3 separate regions of the Homo sapiens genome follow, and all the other regions are linked to region 2. A link is an interaction called in ENCODE POLR2A ChIA-PET data of the cell type or tissue named here. Cell type or tissue: GM12878. All regions are shown on one strand.

What was found. ChIA-PET counts read pairs that join two places held together with the same protein. Peaks named below come from ENCODE experiments on the same cell type or tissue, not always from the same donor. Only the 100,000 strongest peaks of a DNase experiment are listed, where the experiment ranks them.
Region 1: POLR2A ChIA-PET joins it to region 2 with 5 read pairs; 1 of 35 experiments calls an interaction of 5 or more read pairs at or near these places.
Region 3: POLR2A ChIA-PET joins it to region 2 with 6 read pairs; 2 of 35 experiments call an interaction of 5 or more read pairs at or near these places.

What each region holds. Positions count from the first base shown.
Region 1 is chr3:192,059,021-192,064,020 of GRCh38, forward strand. No RefSeq gene overlaps it. Among named protein-coding and RNA genes, the nearest start is that of FGF12-AS1, 180 kb to the right of the region's middle. In GM12878, no CTCF peak of the experiment used is centred here; a DNase peak (open chromatin) is centred at 4,681; H3K27ac peaks cover 240 bases.
Region 2 is chr3:191,356,942-191,361,941 of GRCh38, forward strand. It overlaps CCDC50 (coiled-coil domain containing 50), which reads left to right. Exons shown (of 12, transcript NM_178335.3): 2 at 147-209; 3 at 1,057-1,183; 4 at 4,128-4,218. Among named protein-coding and RNA genes, the nearest start is that of UTS2B, 29 kb to the left of the region's middle. In GM12878, no CTCF peak of the experiment used is centred here; no DNase peak of the experiment used is centred here; H3K27ac peaks cover 770 bases.
Region 3 is chr3:191,267,426-191,272,425 of GRCh38, forward strand. It overlaps UTS2B (urotensin 2B), which reads right to left. Exons shown (of 9, transcript NM_198152.5): 9 at 1-1,016. The coding sequence ends at 991. Among named protein-coding and RNA genes, the nearest start is that of OSTN-AS1, 35 kb to the left of the region's middle. RefSeq lists an enhancer at 1,858-1,967. In GM12878, no CTCF peak of the experiment used is centred here; DNase peaks (open chromatin) are centred at 2,046 and 2,505; H3K27ac peaks cover 1,334 bases.

The DNA.
Region 1 (5,000 bases), 700 kb after region 2:
GGAACTCAGAAATTTTAGAACGAAATGTAAACTCATACAAAACAGGTAAATGTGCTTGATGTAGTACAGATATTATGGGCTTCAAATTAGTTTTTGACCTCCCTCTATTTATACACATGTAGTCAGTTCTCATTATTCCCAGTAGTTCTGTTCTACAAAGTTGCAGCAAACACTGAATTAGTAAATATTAAACCATTGCTCCTAGGGAAAATATGGAGTTAAGTTTTTGTGAGCCTCTGGTCACAGCATTTTTGTTAATAAACACATAACCTTGTTTTATATTTGTTTCTGTTCGAAGACACCTTATTTAGTATATATTGCTGATTCAATAATGTTGAACTCATGGTTAACAGCAGTATAACTCATGCTTGAATTAAGCTTATCTAACACGTTTGTTCTTCGTAGGGTACATCACATCCTTCTCGCCCTTAGGAACACTAGACAATACTTCAGCGCTACACTCAGGAGCCAGTGAAAACATGAAGAAAAAGAACAAAAATGAGAAATACGTGGTACTGAATAGACCACAGAAAGTACACTTGTTTACAGTATGAGAGCTGAAACAAGAAGGTAGAGTATCCTCTTGTTCACTCTCAGCTAGTTACCTGTACCTGGGGTGACTCGACATTTTGGTGTTCTGTACATGTCCATAAATGACTGGGAAAGTGGCACAAATATTGACTTGGGGGTTACAAATAAATATTAGCAAGTAGACAATTTTGCAAATATGGAATCCAGGAATAATGAGGAATGACTATATTCAACTCTAGTTCTGAAACATCTATAAAAGAAATGGAGAATTGTCCTATCTTCTCTTAGCAGTATTGTTTTCCCAAACTATTAGAGGTTATTATTTCATCTATTTTTTTATTTATTTCTGGAAAATTCAGGTTCTTTATGTGGATATTACCCAAATCAGAGCAAGGAGGATCAAAAGTGAAATAACAATTAGTGAAGATGAAACAGGAGATTAGCCTCTTACTAATTAGTCTCATTGTCCTACCACATAGAGAACTTTGAGTAGCCTGCTGCATTGATATTTGTAGTTAAAATGGTGGCTGCTGCTGCTGTTTGAATTTTCTCAGTCTTTCTTCTCTTTTAAAGCACCAATAATTAATTCTTTTTCATTTTCTCTAAGCCCTTTTGAGAAATACTCTTTGCTTCTCTAGCTAAGCTTTTTTTTTTTTTTTAATTAAAATGAATCTGAAGGAAATACTCTGCATTTGCCCTATAAAAAGGGACCAGGATTTTTGTTTGCAGAAAACCATGTTCTTTCTCCTTAAGAGTTCCACAGTGACAACAGGTGGTGGTTACTCTCTCGGTTGCTCTATTTGACTTCCACTTCAGGATTTCTGACAAAAGCAGAAGGCCAGCTCCTCCCTCAGACTGAACACTCGTCTCCAGTGTATTGGAAAAGGACCTTTCCCCATGTCCTCACTGGAGTCCCTGTTCAGTGCTTAGTCTAGCAGAGCCAAAGCCCACATTCTATTAACCAGATGTCCTGCAGAGGAGTGTAAACCCTAAAATAATGGACAGCCAGGCCGCCTTAGAAGGAAGCAGTCATGCAGACTGATTTGCTGTCTGTTTTAAATCCTGGTAGCATGAGGTAATTTACAACCTGTAATTTCCTCACTGAGTGGGAGGAATTATTCACATGCTATCAATGAAGGCACAATATAATTTACAGGTTTTTCTGCTACCCAGTCTTTTGGTTTAAGTTTCTGGCATCCTCTGAAGAGGAAAGGTGATGCCTAACAGAAAAGCTGGCATAAAATGAATACTCCAGAAATGTTAGTGATAGTAGAGACAGTATACAAGGAAAAAAGGAGAGAGGGAGGGAGAGACAGAGAGGGAAAGAAGGAGGGAGAAGAGGAAATACAGGAGAAGGAAGGTCAGTATTGTCAAATACTGAAGGAAAAATAAGGACAACAAGGACTCAAAAAGCAGGCCCTTTGATGTGACAATTAGGTTATTCATAAAAAAGGAACAGCAGTAGGGTTGACAGCCAGTAGCCAGGCCATAAATTTTGAAAGAAAATGGGGTGATTCAGGAAATATGGTAAATTAACTAAATTTTTCTGAGTTTACTTCCTGGTGAAATCCCAATAAAACTGAAATCCCACTGAAATATCAAGTAATATTTAAGGCATAAATCTACAAATATGGGGGGATTAGGAGCAGGGAAATCAATAAACTAAAAATTTTGAATGCTAGAACATAGATGGAATAAAGATAACTGATGTAGCAGCAGAGAGAAAGCCATACCCTAAGACTGCAATGGGAAAAGCTAGGAACCGACTTGAGGAACCAATAGCACTAGATAACTCTGGGAGTATTTGGTGAAGTGGAGTGGGGTGTGTGTGTGTGTGTGTGTGTGTGTGTGTGTGTGTGTGTGTGTGTTTAGAGAAGTGATCTCCTTTCTAATCACATGAGTTCCACCTAGGAAACCAACTCTTTCTAAAATTTCTTGCAAAGACCTCTTCTGTTTTAGCACACGTCTGAGCAGATGATGGCAGGTTTATCCTCTGAAGAGATTAAAGCTGAGAATCTATCAAGGTTCAGACAGAGAAGCAGGGTGACTATGAGTGTTATGTAATTAGGTGTGTGTCATGGCAACTAGAATTTACATAGTTGTAGAAGACACTGGAGAATCAGAGAAATAACCACCCATTCAATCCAAGAAGCCACACATGTCCAACAGTGAATTGGGGCTGCAGAGAGGAAGCTCACGGAAAGGTCTAGGGGGTACTATTGCTTCTAGGTAGCTCTTATGCCTATAGATCTTCAGCAAAGCATCTAACTGTGGGCCTGAGGCCCCTGTTGTCAGCATGGCAAACACTTTGCAAGAAACACTGAATGTGAAGTTCAGGAGAGGGAGGACAAGTGGGAACCTGACAAACCCTTATTGTGTGTCTGACCTATTTGACCATGAAAAGAGCTTCACAGTGTATTGAGTGATGCTTCACTTCTTTCTTCTGAATCTTATTAAAGTTTTTTTTTTATTTTTTGGCCACTCTAACATAGAAGAATACAGGAAAAGAGAGTCTAGAAAACATATTTCTCAGCTTAACCAAGTTGACAGCAGAGGGTCTCTGGACTATTGGACTATAGGGATGGTCTAGGGCTGGTATCATTTATGCGAACAGAGAGACCAAAGAAATTGATGCATATAAAATGCTGATCTCTCAGCCTTCTTTTCCCACTCACAAAATATCAGCAGCTAGGCCTTGACCCTCCAGACTACAGATCAGAAGGTTCTTATGAAGTCTGACTTCCAATAAAATAAAAGCCTAAATATTTGGACTTCACGTCTTCTCTAACAGATGACTTAGCCCAATCTTGTCACGGTGAAATGATGCGTCAGTGAGACTCATCCACTTACTCAGAGTTTCTAGTTAGCCTTTTAGCCCACAACACTCTCAAATATGAAGAGACAGCCAGGATCACTAGGTAAGTATGGAAAGCCACTAACATGGAAGAGGGAGTCCAAAGCCATAGACAGAAGAAAACAACTTGCAGAAAGTTGAGACTATGCAAATGAAAAGATATTTTTTAAAAGTATTACTAATATTTTCAAAGAAATAAGATATTATATTCCATTCATTAAACAACTTTCGGTATTATGGAAAAGAACTACTCATGAAACAAAAAGATATCTTATAAAATTTAAAGCTTGAGGGAAAAGAGTAAAACTCAATATAACTTTCAGAGGATAAAGTTGAAAACATCTTTAAAAAGGTAATCCAAAAAGATGAAGAAAGCAGAGGGAAAAAGCAGTGGGCTCACTCAAGAAAAATTTCCAAGACTGAATATTGTTCTAACCAAAATAATAATAAATATCTTTTGGAAGAATAAGATGGAAGTTTGCACACATCTTTGGAGATGTGGAGTGGGAAGAACCTAAATTCTCATCTGTCATAGTGGGTAGTCAATAGTGCCAAATCTGAAAAAAAAAAAAAAATATATACACACACACACACACACACACACACACACACACATACATATACACACATATATGTATATACATACATATACACACATATGTATATACATACATACACACACACACACACACACACATACATATATATATATATATATAGTGGGAAATAAGAAAATAGTGGGCCACGCGCAGTGGCTCACGCCTGTAATCCCAACACTTTGGGAGGCCAAGGCTGGTGGATCACTTGAGGTCAGGAGTTCAAGATCAGCCTGGCCAACATGGTGAAATCCCCGTCTCTGCTAAAATACAGAAATTAGCCGGGCATGGTGGTGGGCGCCTGTAATTCCAGCTACCGAGAAGGCTGAGGCAGGAGAATCGCCTGAACCTGGGAGATGGAGGTTGCAGGGAGCCAAGATGGCACCACTGCACTCCAGTCTGGGTTACAGAGCAAAACTCAGACTCAAAAAAAAAAAAAAAAACAAGCCATGTTATTTAGAGATACTAACGTACGTACATAAAGAGTAATTGAAAGTGATTGTCTCTGGAAAAGAGGAAATAAGGAAAAAGGGTCTGTGAATCATTTTTTGTCATAACAAATCTGGTAGAACTAGTGGCTCTTTGAACTGAGTAAATGCTTAAAAATGTTGAGGCGAAAAAAGTGGCTAGGTAGTGAGGAAGTAGACGCAGTCTGTTAGGCTGAGTTTGACATAAATAGAAAAAATACGCAAATGACAATGAGACAGCCGGGTGGGAAGGGCTTCCTGGCAGAACTGCAACCCGCCGGTGCACTGGGAGGAGTGCGCCCTGGGGTGGAGCCACGGAAGTTCGTACCGTTTCCAGCAGAGAGGAGCCTGGCCCTTCCTCTTCCTGTGTAGAACCCGGGATTTTAAAACTGCGAGGCGAGAAGCGCACCACCAGGGGTTCTGGCTTTGTGGAGAGTCGCTGTTTCCCTTTTATCCTTTTTTCCCAGTAAATCCCATTATTCTCGCCTTTCAAATGGTCTGCAAGGCTAATTTTTTGTGGCGTGTGATAAGGACCTGGCTCTTAGCTGAACT
Region 2 (5,000 bases):
TATTTTATGCATTGAGAATTATAAAGTGTGTCATTCTGAAATATTAGAATTGATTTTTTTTAAAGTAAAAAAAAAAAATCCTTTCCTTTGTATGTTAAAGTATTACTAATGAGCCTTCCTGTCTGTTTTTCCTCCATCTACTCTAGTATGCCGAGATTTTGCTGTCCTGGAGGACCACACCCTGGCTCACAGCCTGCAGGAACAAGAGAGTGAGTAATACCTCTCATTTATGCTCCTTCAGTTTTCTTTTTTTAGTGGTAGCTTGAGGCTGGTTTCTTAGGGCTTAGGTGGGGAGAGAGCACAGTCACTTGGCTTCACCATCCATACATCCTGAAGGATTTCTTTAGGCAAATGATGCCTGGGTGATCAGTGAAGTTTCGGGCATGTTAAGTAAGATAGGCTGCCAGGAATTAGTAGACTGCTGCGTCTGTAGGAGGAAAAAGAGAGGTTTGAACCTTTTTCCTAGCCTCTTGTTGTAGGAGGGACACAATGGTTGTAGATTTATCTGGGGTGCGTAGAAGGAATCTATTCTTGCTCCTAGGATAGGGACTTGAACAGTTTTCCCAGGCAACTGTGGTATAAATGAGATCACATTGTGAATTTTTCTGAATCTTTTTTTCCATGTGGTGATGAAAAGTAAATCTAAGCTATGCATGTTATATTAAAGTACATACTTGTGAATATATGATTTGTGAATTCACATATCAATATAAAATTGACATTTTGAAAAATGCGGTTAATAAATAGAGTGACAACATGTAGTAGTAGAAAGAGCATTGGCCCTGGCTTTAGAATATTTGTGTAGATGTCCTGGCACTGCCACTTTGTTGCCGTGTGACCAAAGGCAAATTATTTAATCTTTTTGATCCTCTTTTTACTTAATGGAAAAGTGGGGATAATAATTCCTTGCTCTTTATTATATATTGTTGTTGAGACAATAAAATGAAGTGATGGATGCAAAGCTGTTGTTATGGTAAAGCTCTTAAGATTATTATGGCATTTATTACTAACAAACCAAGACATTATTCATTCCTGTCCTCAATCTTTTTGTTCCAGTTGAGCATCATTTGGCATCGAACGTTCAGCGGAACCGTTTGGTCCAGCATGATCTCCAGGTGGCTAAGCAGCTCCAAGAGGAAGATCTGAAAGCGCAGGCCCAGCTCCAGAAGCGCTACAAAGACCTGTGAGGATTTGGGAGGTGGGAGGGGTGATGCAAGACTGGTTTTCTCTGTGGAGCTAGCAACCAGGGCAGGGGAGAAGGAGACTACTTCTGTTCCTCTGATTCCTTCTACTGTTAGATTACAAATCTTACCCTGGATGTCTAACAGTTTTTTTGATTTGAAAATGTTTTGTTTTTGTTGGAGCACTTGACCAGGTTTAAGGACATGTTGATGATGGTGTGAATTTTAACATTTTTTAGCTGTTATGACCTTGGGCCAGTTAGTCAACTTCTCTGAATTTATTTTCCTTACCCATAACATGCGGATAATAATCTCTGTCCCCTCTGCCTCATAGTTTCTTTGGGGGATCCAGTGAAATAGTGGACATCAAATAACTTTATGGGTTGTATTGGTTCCTTTACTATGTTCTAGCTGTGTTTGCCGCTCTTACTTTCCTTGCTTTTCAGTACATAGCAGAATGTTCTGAAAAGCTCTGAAGTGTAGACTCAGTTTTTTTCATAACTTCAGTGTCTGACAAAAGTTCTCTCTAGTAGCCTCCTTTAACACACAGATAAACGGAAATGATTATTTCTCAGGTTTCTTTTGGCACAGTGACTTTTATTCTGTTTCAGTGTTATAAAGCTCCCAGGATACATTTCTTCTTTGAGAGTGGCTCTTACATCCTAAATCTTTAATGTGGGTAGATTTAACCACAGATACTGTGTTGAGGAGGAAGGGGTAAAGGAAAAATGGAAGGAACCCCTTAATTTACTTCAGTGTCATATTCAGGTAAAAAGGAAAGCCAGTCATTTTTGCTAACTTATAGGAAGGGTTTGTCTTTCTGTTTATTATTTGTAGAGAGGACTTTATTAATCATTTTGTTAAGCTTCCCTTATTTTGTAAATAAACACTTTTATTGATTCATGCTAAATCTGGCACCATGAAAGGAGACCAGAGATATGAATAAGACAGCTGTTGCCTTTAAGGGCCTCAGGAAAACACCTTGAGCATTGTGTATCTAGAGATACGTGCATGAGTCACAGAGAATTGAAATGTAAATTTCAGGCCTATTTAGAGAGAAGAGACTGGGAAAAGCTTCACAAGACGATGTGTTTAATCTGAAACTTGAAGGTTAATTAGAAGTTTATAGTGATGGGGAAAACCATTCTAGCCAGAAGGAGCAGCATGCATAAGGGCAGGAGGTAAGAGGACTTGGAATCAATCTCACGTTAGCTGCAAGAAGTTCAGTGTTGCTGGAGTGGAGAGTGTATTTACAGGCAGAAGTAGGAAGTGAGGCCAGGAAAGTAGTCAAAAGCTGGATCAAAAGGGTCACGATAAGTTATGTTAAAGATTTCAGGTTTTGTAGATTTTAAATTATAAGGAATGGAGAACCTTTGAAGTAGTTTCAGATTTTCATTTTGGGATCTATTCTGTAGACTAGGTGGGTAAAGGCTTGGAGTGGGCAAGATTTGAAGGCAGCTGTTGAGCAATGGTCAAATTAAGAGATGGTGAGGCTTGAATGAGGACAGTGGTGACAGAGAGGAAGGAGATGATGAGGCCTAAATTGAAGGTCATGGTAATGGAGATGTAAAGAGGAGGAGAGATATTTGAGATGTTATGAGGCTCAGTGTCACAGGTTAAGGTGAGAACCAAAGCTAGAATGTTCTAGAGTTCTAAATTCATTGCCCTTTACATTATTCACAATTCTCTGTTAGAAAGGCCAGTTCTGAGGTTGATGCAGATGTTTAAAATCCTGAATTAGGTTAATAACAGTATAATGAGCTTTTTCAGAAATTATCAAGACAAACCACTCAAATATAAATCAGGAGTAGAGAGTGATATTTTATAGGTCCTAAAGGAGAGAAGAACCGGGTATTATATTTCTGCCTGAGACTTCAAGGTTTTGAAATTGTTCCTGGATGAAATAAGTAAGCTAGAAGGGAAGTCTTTCAGTTCACTCCCTGGCAATTTTAATAGCTGTACATCTTGGGAAGGATGAAATGCTGCAGTTTTCATTGAACTGGAACCTTTTATTCAGTCTGGATACCCGGGCTGCCGTAAGTCAGGATTACCGCTTGTTTACTACTGCTTTCTCAGTTTCGCTTTCCCAGGAGTCTGTATAATTAGCTGACTGAACCAGAGATGGTACTTCTTGGAAATATGGTTTGAAATCATTAAACTCAGATGAAGCTTCACTTATTTATTTTCTGTACCAGGAGATACATCTTCTGTGTCACTTGTGACCTTTAACACTTCATTTGGGTTTGCCTTCTCTACGGTGCTTCTACTTTCTTCCCACTTATTATCACATCCAATGTAGTTATTAGTCAATTAATTCTATACAGATTTTACATTAATTTGGGAGGTTCAGGTAGAGGCTTGAATGAAGACAGAGGCTTTTGAAAACTAAGTCCGTGATTTTGTGTATGATTCTTAATTATTACAATGAGTGAAGGAAAAGAAGAAATATAAATAGCAATTGGTCTGAGTAGATTTTTGTTTATTTTCATTTCTTTGGTTTGAATAGATAAGAATACTATGATATTAGACCTGTAATGTGAAGTTACTAAGTGTACACTTTTTTATAGCTTATAACATGGCATGACAGAGAATGATTTGTGGTTATTAGTGGTAGAGGCAGGACCGTCAAACAGGCCCCAGTGGGGTGAAGTGATAGGTGGTATAGAAGAGGTGTGGAGTTTTCCATTGTTGGGTGTGATGATCAGATTCCAGTTCTACCACATATTTTCGTTGTGATCTTGAGAAAATGATGCAACTTCCCTGGACCTTAGTTTTCTCATCTGTAAATGTGACCGTGTCAGCCTCTTTGCATCTTTATCTTGAAGATAAAGTGAGAAAAATAATGTACTTCTCATATAGTGAGTATTCAATAAATTGTATTTATTACTTTTAGGAAATACATTATTTTTTATTTTCCTTATTCATGTTTTCACCTTTGCTTTTTAGTGAACAACAAGACTGTGAAATTGCTCAGGAAATTCAGGAGAAGCTGGCTATTGAGGCAGAGAGACGACGCATTCAGGAGAAGAAGGATGAGGTATAACTTAGTTACTGCCCCTCTCCCTCATGGAGAAAGGGGTGCTCAGCTTTAGAGCAAAAACTTTCTGTAGGTCACGGGCTCAATGAAGGGTTTCTGAATGGGAAGCAGAATGCCTCTTATTTGGGCTGCATTTTCCTCTGTGGACCATGATTTATAGCCTCTTGATTATGTAAATGGTAAAAGTCTTGAGAGATAATGGATAATTTCACATATGATGTGAGTTAGTTTCCTATGACTGCCGTTACAAATTACTCTGCAAACTTGGCTTAACAGAAATTTATTGTCTTAGAGTTCTGGAGGCTAGAAGTCTAAAATCTGAAGTGTTGGCAGGGTCACGCTACCTCTTGGGAAGGATCCTTCCTTGCCTCTTCCTAGCTCCTGACTCCTGGCAATCTTTGGCATTCCTTGGCTTGTATCTGCATCACTTCAGTCTCTGCCTCCATTGTCACATGGCTTTATTCTCTGTCTGTATCTTTGTGTCTTCTTGTCTTCCTGCAAGGACATCAGTCATTGAATTGAGGACTCACCCTAATCCAGTATGACCTCAGCTTAACTAATTACATCTGCAAAGACTGTTTCCAAATAAGGTCACATTTTGAGGTTTGGATAGAAATGAATTTAGAGAGGGCACACTATTCAGCTTACTACAAGGTGTCTGTCCCTGGGTTGTTCTTGCAGCATTAGAGAGAGCAGACTTTTGAGTGGGGCCTGCACAGGAGCCAGGGAGTAGTCCTTGGGAGAGGCCAGGAGCAGGCATTGCTCTCGTTCTTTCTCTTTTT
Region 3 (5,000 bases), 90 kb before region 2:
TTCTTTATGATTGAAACAGCTACAATTTTAAATAGCAGAGTATTGCGGGATCTGGCCAGTAGCCCGCAATGCAACGGGGCTCTTTGTTCCCAGGCGGATCAGCAGGTTGAGAAATAACAGACACACACAAGATAGTGAAAGCTGGGTCCAGGGGGGTCACCACCTTCTGGTCCCATGGTGCCAACAATGCACTGGATATACCAGCATTTATTATTAAGTTTAGCAAGGGCAGGGGTAGGTTAATGAGGGATTTAGGGTCATTTGATTATGAGGTGAGATGGTCACATGGGGATGAAGTAATTCTTTAACATAACATTTGTATGTAGAAGTACAGTACATTTGTATGTAGAAGTACAGTATACAGAGATAAGAATTTACAATATACTGTGTGTGTAATTTCTAACAGAGCCTTAAAACAGAAACACAATCTTTCCATAACCTATGATTAGCAAGATATTAATCAGCAGTAACAATTGTAACAAAAGCTGGTTACAAACAATCCATGGAAACAGGACATGAAGCTAGACAACCGCTTAGACCAGAAATTCTCAGAAGGAAATATGCCTTAACCCTAAAGAGGCCTAGAAGAGCCATGGCAAGATGAGGACGTTTACAACCCTATCTTATCCATATGGACAGGCGCCTTCCATGCATCCGTTTATAGGCTCTCCACGAGGGGCGCATTCCATTCCCAGAGCTATGAACATCTGCTTTTCTGGGATAGGAATCTTGGTGATATGAAACCTCCCTGACTGCACGTCCATTCATAGGCTCTCTACAGGGGGAAGCAAGTGCTGTTGGCTCATTCTGGCAGTCCAACCTGGCATTGTCTTTACACAATCCCGCATGCAATTTTGTATTTACAATAATCAGGAGCATTTCATCTTTTATTCCACAGCAATAGTTTCAGGGGGTCTGCCTACAGCAGAGTGAGTAGATACATATATTTTCCTGATATTCTTATCTTTTTTTGCATCCAGAGAAAAAGCTTTAAACACAGTATTTCCAAAAGCAAGCTAAAGAAGAAAACAAAATACATTTTTTATTAGAAGTATATTTGATAAAACTTGCTCTTGAATCAATAGCTTATGTGTGCCTGAATGCGAGAGTTAAGTTTTTAAAAGGGACAGTCAATATTGTAGCTACTAGCCTCATGTGGATCTTTAAGTTAATCACAATTAAATTAAAAATTCAGCATCTCCATCATACTAGTCACATTTCAACTGCTCAATAGCACTTGTAGCCAGTGACTACCACAATGGACAGTACAAACTAGAGAATGTTCCCATCACAGAAAATTCTATTGGACAACACTGTTATAAATTATAATACATATAATACAGTCTAGAGAATTCAATAGACTGCCCTATGAGATTCATCCCTCTATTTTACACTTGAGGTAACTGATATACCAAAAAGAAAGTCACATAAGTAAAAAAGCAGTGCTAATGAGAATCTATCTGTTGAGTGAAGAGGAAGGAAGACAGTTTAAAGGTCACTTTGCAGACCACAAAATGATATTTAAATAACTTCATTTGTCATCACATTTAGTCCTCCCATTCTGATCATAAAATGATTCTTCAGAGAAATCAAACCAAATATATTAGCATTTCAATCTTCAAATATATAAATGAATCATTTTAAATCTTCTGTAGGTTGTTACCAATCACCTGACTTACAGTAGTTGCATCTAGCTAATTATCAGTTTCTCTAATTTCCTTTTATTTAACTAGCTTATAAAACTAAGCCCCTTGGGAGAAGGGCCTTTGATTCATTGTTGATCAGTGGTATTTACAGTGAAAAAGAGTTGAAAAACATATAATCCCTCATTGAAATGAATGATAAATTTCTATGTGCTTGCCCAGGTTTTCCTCCCCAAATACACCGTAGCCCCTGTGCTTATCACCACATATAAACAGAGTTTTATGATATCACTCAGAGCCTATTTTTCATTTCTTCAAGAGCCACAGTTTCCCTTAGAAGCCACATTCAAACCCTGCGAAAGCAGAAGTCTATTTTCAGACATTGAAGTGAGGCGCTTCACCCACTAATCTCACCTTCTTCTTTTTTTTCAGGTTTTTTTTTTTTTTCTTTTTAAAAGATGAGGCTTCTCACTATATTCCCCAGCCTGGACCACAGTGGCTATTCACAGGCATGATCATAGAGTGCTACAGCTTCAAGTGATTCTCTAACCTCAGCCTCCTGAGTAGCTGGGACTACAGGTGCATGCCACCATGCCTGGCCAATCTTCTTTTTATAGTATGCTTTGGAAAGTTATCATCACTGACCTCTCTGTCTTTTCAGATGTCTTTGAATATCTGAGTCTGGCAGAAGAATATAAACTTACACTTAGCCAAGACTTATACCACATGAACAGCTCAATTAAATATACAATGGAATATAGTTTGGAGAATTTTTTGGATGTGGTCAAAGGGAACTGTCATGAGTCATACTGGTGGCAGAGCCAATTCCCCAATGTTTATAGCGTACACCATTCATCATTTACATAAAGTAAAACCCCAACCAGCTTTCTGGTGTCACTTAATGGCTGTCTTGTTAACTCTTGTATTCTCCGTTTTTAGCATGATGCTAGGAGTTGGACAGCTATATTTGTAGCAGATGTCTATCAACAATATATTAAAAGATTAAAGAAAGGTACAATATTTCACAGTAAGCGTAAGTTTTTACTGTCTTAAGCTGGATTTCTGGGTCTATTTCATCCTCATATATTGTTATTCACAGTGGTTAGTCTCTAGTTATGGCAACAGCACTGCACTTCATGTATAACGTGGATTATGTTCAGCTTTGTCACCGAAGCTGGAGTGCAGTGGCACAACCATAGCTCACTGCAACCTCGAACTCCTTGGCTCAAGGGACCCTCCAGTCTCAATCTCATGAGTACTTGGGACTACTAGCATGGGTCACCACACCAGGCTAATTTTTTAAATTTGTTGTAGAGACACAGCCTCCCTATATTGGCCAGGCTGGTCTCAGACGATTGGGCACAAGTGATTCTCCTGCCTTGGCCTCCCAAAGTAGTGGGATTGCAGGTGTGAGCCACTGGTACCTGACCTACAAACATGTTGTAATATCTACTTTCTTAAAAATAAACAAAAAAGGTTTTTTTTTTATGCTTTCAAATCATTCTAGCTGATATACCAATTTTTTTTCTATTCCTTAGCACAAAATTCTTTAAGAGAATTTTCTATTGTCAGTGGTTCCAGTTCTATAGTCATGTTTTCTTTAACAAAAAGTTCACCAAACAATCCTTGGCAAGGCCATTAATGACCTTTCCTCTGCTGAATTCAACTGGAAGTTCTCAGTCCTCATTTTACTGGATCTATCATAGTGAAATCAGCCCCATAGACCCATAGAGAGTTGTTTTTGGATAATCAGAAATTGACCCTTCTGCTGTTAAAGCTTAAAGCTTGTATTTGTTTTAGGTGAGTTTCTTCCTCAGGAAATGACCTTTAGGCCTCCCAAAAAAAACTGTCAAAGGGCCAGTTGTGGTGGCTCATGCCTGTAATCCCAGCACTTTGGGAGGACGAGGCTGGCAGACATGAGGTCAGGAGATCGAGACCATTCTGACCAACATGGTGAAATCCTGTCTCTACTAAAAATACAAAAATTAGCTGAGGGTGGTGGCCACATGCCTGTAGTCCCAGCTACTTGGGTGGCTGAGGCAGAAGAATCGCTTGAACACGGGAGGCAGAGGTTGCAGTGAGCAGAGATCACACCACTGCACTCCAGCCTGGTGACAGAGTGAGACTCTCTCAAAAAAAAAAAAAAAAAAAAAAAAAAGAGGTATCAAAGAACTGAAACTCACCAGATCACCCCATCCAGACAATGAGATATTGGACCACTCATTCATTATGATTGCTTCCTTGCCTTTCTCACACGTAGTTACATTTCTTCCCTGCTATATTAACCCTAGTTTTAGTGAGTTAGAGAGATGGATTTGAGACTGAGCTTCCATCTCCTCAGCTGCAGCACCCAATTAAAGCCTTCTTCCTTGGCAATACTTGTCTCAGTGATCAGCTTTCTGTGCAGTGAGCTGTAGGACCTAGACTGAACCCCTGGTGTTTTGGTAACAATAGCTTTGGATAGACTTAAACTCCTTTTTCCCAGAAACAGTTTTTTTACTTGACTTGTGGGTGTTGCTTTCTTGCCTCCTTCTTTGTACCTACTCCTACTCAGCCTCTTTTGTTGACTCTGCCTCATCTGCTCAGTTTCTTCCCTTGGAATGATCTGAGTCTCAGTTTTTAGGTATCTTTTCCTTATATTTGGAGTCACTCCTTAGATGCTCTCGTCACAATGCCAAACAATATTTATAATGCTGATAACTGCCAAATGTATATCTCTAATCTGGGCTGACTGAAGATATAAGATTCATATTCACTAACTTCAGATTCATACATCTAATCTTCTACTCAATTTACTCCTGGAAGATTTATTAAATATGGCATAACAAACCCAAAATATGTGGTAGGAATACAACTCTTCAGCTATTCCTAAGACTTCTCTGTATTTCCTAGGGATCCCACATCCCCATTAAGTTAAATTGGGATCATGTGCATAGCTCTGGCAGTTAAAAGCATATTTACCTGCTTCATCTCTTTCCTATCCTACTATAGGTACATTGGAGACCACGTGTTCCACATAGTGTATGCATGAAGTGAAGGAAAAATGGTCAACATATGTAAGACCTCATGTAAACTCGGTCAAAATTATAGAAAGTTGCATCACTGAGATTTAAAGGCTATTTTATCAGCTTGCTAAGCATATCCCAATATACAGTTTGATAACGTGAAGTGAGGGTGCTGCTGTAAAACATACCTAAAATCTGACACAGTATCAGCAACTCATTAATGGCAGACAAGGAAACTGATATCATAGGTTTGAAAAATTAAGAGTTATTTTATTAAATGGCAAAATAAGTGCTAAAACTCGCATCTGCAACAGCTTGGGATTCAGATCATGTGCCTAGAGCTCCTAGAAGA